Regions from separate parts of the Mus musculus genome. Here region 1 is linked to region 2. Evidence: chromatin contacts called from ENCODE Hi-C or POLR2A ChIA-PET data. All regions are on one chromosome and are shown on one strand. Each heading gives the region's core, a stretch centred on a gene start or an enhancer-like site at or near the end of the contact. The rest is flanking DNA. Distances are from core to core; before and after follow the strand shown. Region 1 holds the start of Atg10 (autophagy related 10). Region 2 overlaps Atg10 (autophagy related 10).

Region 1 (2,935 bases), core at 285-2,784, 95 kb before region 2:
CATCCTATTTTTTTGTCTACCATAGGTGAATCATGTCATTTGAAACTGGCTCTGGTATAGAATGCCGGGCTTAAGCTAATGTGGTATAATTTGTGGTACGTATTCTAAAATTTTGAGTACAATAGTATGGTAAATTAATGATTCTTATTTTTACATGGGCAGGTTTTTTTTTTTTTTGGTAATTTTTACTTTATTTTTAGAAAATAATAAAGCAGACTTGGCTGCTCTAGAATTTCCTCTATAGCCCAGATTGGCCTTGAATTCCTCTTGCCACCACCCCCTATTACTTCACTGAGTGCTGGGGTTATAAGCATGAGCTGCCATACCCTACAAATAACTTCTTATCCTTCAAAACAAACTAACACGTCAAATAGAAGCAGGTTAAGATGTTCCAAGCTTTAATCCTAACACTTAGATGTAGAAGTATTTACAGTTCCAGGCTAGCCTAGGCTACAGATTCCTTCTAATTAAAAAATAAATTAAATTAGGTGCTACCAATTAATTAATAGTTGCTCAAAAAAGTTAAAGTTCATTTTTACAAAACTGTTTTAAAACTATTTTGTGTGTGGCAAAATGTCACTTTTTTTGGTTTTTGTTTTGACAAACAAAATAGTGGTTTAATCATCAATAAAACCAACAATCAGAAACTACCATCCTTCTACCATCCTTCTAACTTCTAAGCCCCTTTTAAAGTTAGCCCCTTCCCCATCTTTTGCCAGTGGTCACTACAGATCTATGTTCTGTCCAATTATAAAACAAACTCAGAACACATACACACACACACTGTTAACCTTTTATTTCGAAACAATATGGACTTACAGGAAATTGCAAAACCATTACCTAGAGTCCCAGGAATTTATTAGCTACTTAACATGGTAATCTTACACTACTTGCTCAAGACCAAAATTTCCCTTTTCACATTTGAAGACAGCAGTTTCATTTTGCCTGTTTCTTTTCTAAGAAATACTGTACTGTTTAAAGGACCAGACATGCTTTTCCTGAGATATTCTATCGGTCCCCATAACCCCTAAGACTCCTACATCTTCTGGTATTTTCCTTGGCCCTACCATTGCCTCTTGGTTTCATTTTACTGATTGGTATTTTCTGATTTTTGTGCTGCAAATGATACAGTTACTAGCATTCGAATTCCTAACTTCTCGCCCCAGCCTTAAATGGGTGGCAGTGACCACCTCATTTAGCTGGTACTGCTCTCTAGGCTCTTGGGGATGCTCGCGGCCCTCATCCTGGCTCGCACTCTACTTGTCACGAGTCCCCTGTTTATAGCCAGGCGTCTAGAATGACTGCGTGTGGGGAAGGGAGTGCAGATACCCTGGCTCGGGGTTGCCCCTGCCTGGCCGAGAGCACCAAGCGGGTTAGGCTCCGGGAAAGTGAAGGCTGCTGGCGCCCGGGTTGCAGGAAGGTCTCGCCCGGACGTCACCGTGCAGCCCCACTGCGCATGCTCACCGCAGCGCGGGCAGAGCTCCTCCGCTGCCGTGTCGCTCCTGCGGTCCCGGCCCCGCCCCGTCCCTCCCCGCTCCGCCCCGTGCGCGCCGCCGGCTCCAGGTCAGGGCGAGCGAGCGGGGTGAGTACACCTAACCTCGGCGACCTAACCACGGCGGTACCTCCGCCGCTGCCTGCAGCCCTCGCCCGCCTCCTGGGACCTGAGAAGGGTGGAGGATCGGCCAGCCAGTAACAGGCCTGGGAGGTGGGCGCGGGCCGCCCAGGCGACCTTTCCACCTTGTGCTAGGAATGTGCTCACGTGACCTTGAAACAAAGGAAGTTAAGTGACTGGCAGGCTTTTCAGATTTGCAGCCAACACAACCTCCTCCCCCCATAATCTATAAAACCGGGAAGGTGGGGGAGGGGGGCGGAGATAAAGGACTAGTTAACTGATTTATAGAAGCCATACTTGCATCTATAGTGATAATTATGAAAATCTTGGTAGTAAAGCCCAGGGTTTCAGAATCAAAATGGAGCCCCATTTTCTGCAGTTACATGTTTTCGGCAAGATGTAAATTGTTTCCAACTGTAAGGAAAAAACAAAACAAAACAAAACAAACCAACCAGAACAGTCTTGGGTTTGTTTTTGAGAGAGATTTGTACTATGTAGCCCACGCTGGCCTGGAACTCTAAACAACCCTGCCTCTGTCACACAAGTGTTGGGATTCCTAGTGGGCACTCTCATGCCTGTTTTACCTATCTTGAGCCTCTTGCCTCAGCCTCTCCTCAGAGAAGCTGAGTTTATAGACCCCCATCTCAGGTTACAGGGGCCATCAGCTTCCCTCCAGTGCTTGTGTTCATGTTTTAAGTTCTCTTTGACAATTGGCTTCCTCTTTCTAAGTGCAATAGTTCTTTTCCAAAGGCTTACTTTGGGTCATTATAATGTGACAGTGGCCCCCACTGTGGTGATGAAAGTGAACATTTATGATGGTTAGGGTTGGAGAACACAGACCCTGTGCAGGACTCAAGTCTATTTTAGGATTCCAGGTACCATTGCTCCTCATTGCTTCCAAAGTGTCCGATATTGACAGGAAAAAATGACACAGAATGAAAAACTTAGCAGAAAAAAAAAAATTCAGAGCAACAAGGGAGTTAAAAGTCTCACAGAGCAGTTTTAAAGACGTCATGCCTGAGCTTGATGGCCTATCCCTCTCACCCAAGTGTGGGGCAATGGGCTATACACACCCCAGCCTGGCATAGCTAGAGGCAGAGCTACCTCCATTTTGAGGCTAGCCTGCACTATGCATGGCTAGATCCTGTCTCAATGAGCAAAAAAAAAAAAAAAAAAAACCCAGAAAGTTGTTATTTATATTTTAATGGAAGAAACTAGAGTAAATAGTTCTAAGCTGGATTCATTTGAATATGGAATATTTCAAGATTAGGGTGTAGATCTTACTATACAAAGTGGGGATATCTAAGACAGTGCTTTAAAAAT
Region 2 (3,214 bases), core at 516-3,015:
AACCTCTCTGAAACCAATCAGCTTGTGAAACAGATCTGACTCCTGAGCTACACTTCGACTCCATTATTGTCTTAATACTAGCCGAGTCCAACCCGTTGATTCCATGCATCAGATTTGAAGACTCTACCCTTTGGCCTGTCGTGATGGCGGTCGTCAGTGGAGGAGAGTGTAATGGGATTGCCGGGGGATTTGTGTGGCAGGGTGGTGCAGTGCGGTTGGAAGCTCCAAATCTTTGGAGTTGGGTATATTTGGTTTAAATCTCTATTTTTACTCATTTTCACTTCATGAGTTTGAAGATTTTAGTGAAACTTTTTAAACCTCAGACCCCTTGTCTATAAAACAGGGTCTCGAATTCTAACAGGACTGAGGTGGGGACCCGGGTCTTTGTGTCATTTATTCTGTTCTGGAAATAATGCAAATGCTGTTGTGAGTGATTCATCTCACTTGGTTTCTTTGCCTATCTCCTGATGCTGAGACACTCAGCAGGAGGAGAACTGTTGCCTTTCCAACACTGCCTTATAGGTGGGGTTAAGGGAGCCAAGGACTAACATTTGTTCAGTTCTCATAGCACAACTTTAGGGCAGCTTTACTGCTGTAGAACTTTGGAAGTTGGCAAGCCCTGCAGCTGTCAGGGATACGCTGGTTCTGAAATCGCACATCACGACAGTAGCACGAATTGCCCCAAGATAATAGTTCCTTTGCTTGTTAATGCTGTAATGAAAGTGGAAGGTTTAATATTTATGACACATTTCAATGTAAATTCAAAATATCATATCATATCATGTTATATTATAGTAAGAGTTTAAAGAAACTTTAAAATTATTACATAGCCTCCTCATTGTCAGGTTTTAAAGGCTTGTACCATTCTGCCTGGTGGCCTTCATATAATTTTTCTGTGTATTTTCTTTATCTTAACTGAAATATAGTGTAATGATTTAATTATGAAATTAGAAAATACAGCCTCTGTTTCTCAGTTGAAAACAGGGTAGGAGAGACTCCTCATTATACATCTGTGTGAAACTATCTTTCTGTAAGTTGGTGAAATTTTTATGTCCTTGAAATGCCAGTTTCTTGCTAGAATTATTTCTGGAATTTTTTTTTTTTTTTGCCACGAGGGAAGAAATTCCTTGATTGCATTGCTGTCTTGGCTCCCGTCTTCCATTTGTCTTTTCTCTGGAATTCTGCCAAGGTCACGGTTATTCGGTGGTGACCTGGGCTTTGTTGGCTGTGTGGAAATGACATAAATCAGCCTGTGAGAGAATCAACCCGCGACAGCTACAGGGCATGCTTTCTGCATGGCGTCCTCTCCCTGGCACCCAAGTCTGACTGCTTTGAAATAGACCCTGTAGTCTCATGTTTGGTGCATCTTGATGGTGACCCTTATTTTCTGAACTGTTTCTGTCCCAGGCTCTTATATCACATTAGGAAAGTACTGAACACAGTTTAAAGTTTATACTGCATTTGAGGGCATTCAGGAGAAAGGCTCTGGCTCCCTGAAGACAGAAGTACCCTTTTCTCCGCCAGAAAGCTCATTGTAAAACTGAGGGGTTTAACCAAAAAGGACTTCCATGTAAATTGAATATTGATAGGGAAGGGAGGTTAATTGGCCTTAGATACTGGGTTGCTAAGGAAGCATTTTCCTGATTGGGAGGAAACTCTCCTGGGTGTTCTGCAGCTTCTTGTGGACCTACAGTGCTTTGTTTCCTCTCCTGCTTTCTGTTTCTGAGTTGGAAAGGGAAAGAGCAGAAAGCTATCATAGGAATGAAAAGCTGTGTGGAGCAGATGGTAGCTCTGTCTTAGCTGCAGAAAGAGAACTAAATACTGGCTAGCAACAAGCCCATGCCAGCAAGGACTCTTTGTTTAAGGCAGATGCTTGGAAAATATCATGAGGGCAAGACGGAATGAGCATGCTGGGAGGACAGAGAGAGGCTAGGCTAGGCTTTTTTCTGTGTCTGGATAAACTGAGGCAAAAGAGATGAAAGGAAGTTTTGAATCCGTATCCAATATCCAAGTAAAACCACGCGATTAACTATATTCAGTTTTGTTGATCTAATTAAAAATAATTTAGCATAGATTGTTTATATTTTGGCTGTTTTATACTATACTTTTTATTATGTTTAGGAAATTTAGAATTTTTATCTGTGATTATTTTAATAAACACTACTGACTTATTAGTGTCATTTTATATTAAAAAATAGGGATATTATTCCTCTATAAGTTTCAGTGTCTCTGGTTTTATGTGGAGTTCTTTGAACCACTTAGACTTGAGCTTTGTACAAGGAGATAAGAATGGATCAATTCTCGTTCTTCTACATGCTAACCGCCAATTGAGCCAGCGCGATTTGTTGAAAATGCTGTATTCTCTCCACTGGATGGTTTTAGCTCCTTTGTCAAAGATCAAGTGACCATAGGTGTGTGGGTTCATTTCTGGGTCTTCAATTCTGTTCCATTATTCTACCTGTCTGTCACTGTACCAGTACCATGCAGCTTTTAATCACAATTGCTCTGTAGTACAGCTTGAAGTTGGGGATGGTGATTCCCCCAGAGGTTCTTTTATTGTTGAGAATAGTTTTTGCTATCCTAGGATTTTTGTTATTCCAGATGAATTTGCAAATTGTCCTAGATGTCTTTGTATAGTACTAGCTATATACACTAGGCTCTCTGGTTATACTTTAATTTATAAGCTATTAGTTCTGCATACTGAATGATGCTTCATTAACTTAGTGAAGTTAATACCTGTAGTTTGCTTAACTTCATTTTTTTCCCTCCACAGGTACTTTTTAGTGCCTACTGAGCAGGAATTTTTGTGTCTAAGGACACCTGAAAGCACTTGTGGGCAGTGGTGACTTTTTAGGAGAGCTACCCACAAACCACCTTTCCTTGTCTTAGTCTTTCTTCCTTTCTGTACTGCAATCTTCTACCTCTATTGAATGATATGATGTAGAATTTTATGGCACCTTTAAATTTTAAAATTTAATTTGATTTTGTGTGTGTGTGTGTGTGTGTGTGTGTGTGTGTGTGTGTGAGAGAGAGAGAGAGAGAGAGAGAGAGAGAGAGAGAGAGAGAGTATGCTTAAAGAAAGGGTCAGGCATTCCTCACACATCCTAAAAACCTGGAGTGCCATAGAAGTCACAAATCTGCCCTGGTGGCCTGTGTTGCACCTATTCCTGGTTATATGGCCACTTAACTCTTGCCTTACAAGCGTCATGAGGAG

The links. Hi-C counts contacts between places; a loop is a spot of excess contacts on that map. ChIA-PET counts read pairs that join two places held with the same protein, here RNA polymerase II (POLR2A).
Region 1: a loop to region 2 is called in a map of left cerebral cortex, with 2.6 times the contacts of the local background. The contact joins the promoter of Atg10 here to the enhancer-like site in region 2. A Hi-C loop is called at or near these places in 1 of 37 maps with a recorded cell type or tissue (left cerebral cortex). POLR2A ChIA-PET finds 5 or more read pairs at or near these places in 1 of 5 experiments (Patski).

What each region holds. Positions count from the first base shown.
Region 1 is chr13:91,222,586-91,225,520 of GRCm38, reverse strand. Atg10 (autophagy related 10) reads left to right here and starts at 1,534. Exons shown (of 8, transcript NM_025770.3): 1 at 1,534-1,582.
Region 2 is chr13:91,127,310-91,130,523 of GRCm38, reverse strand. All of the region lies in intron 3 of Atg10 (autophagy related 10), which reads left to right. Among named protein-coding and RNA genes, the nearest start is that of Atg10, 95 kb to the left of the region's middle. Within about 2 kb of position 1,765, at least 1 of the 3 ENCODE cell types and tissues checked has a DNase peak (open chromatin) inside an H3K27ac peak, as active enhancers do; it is left cerebral cortex, where a contact is called at or near this core.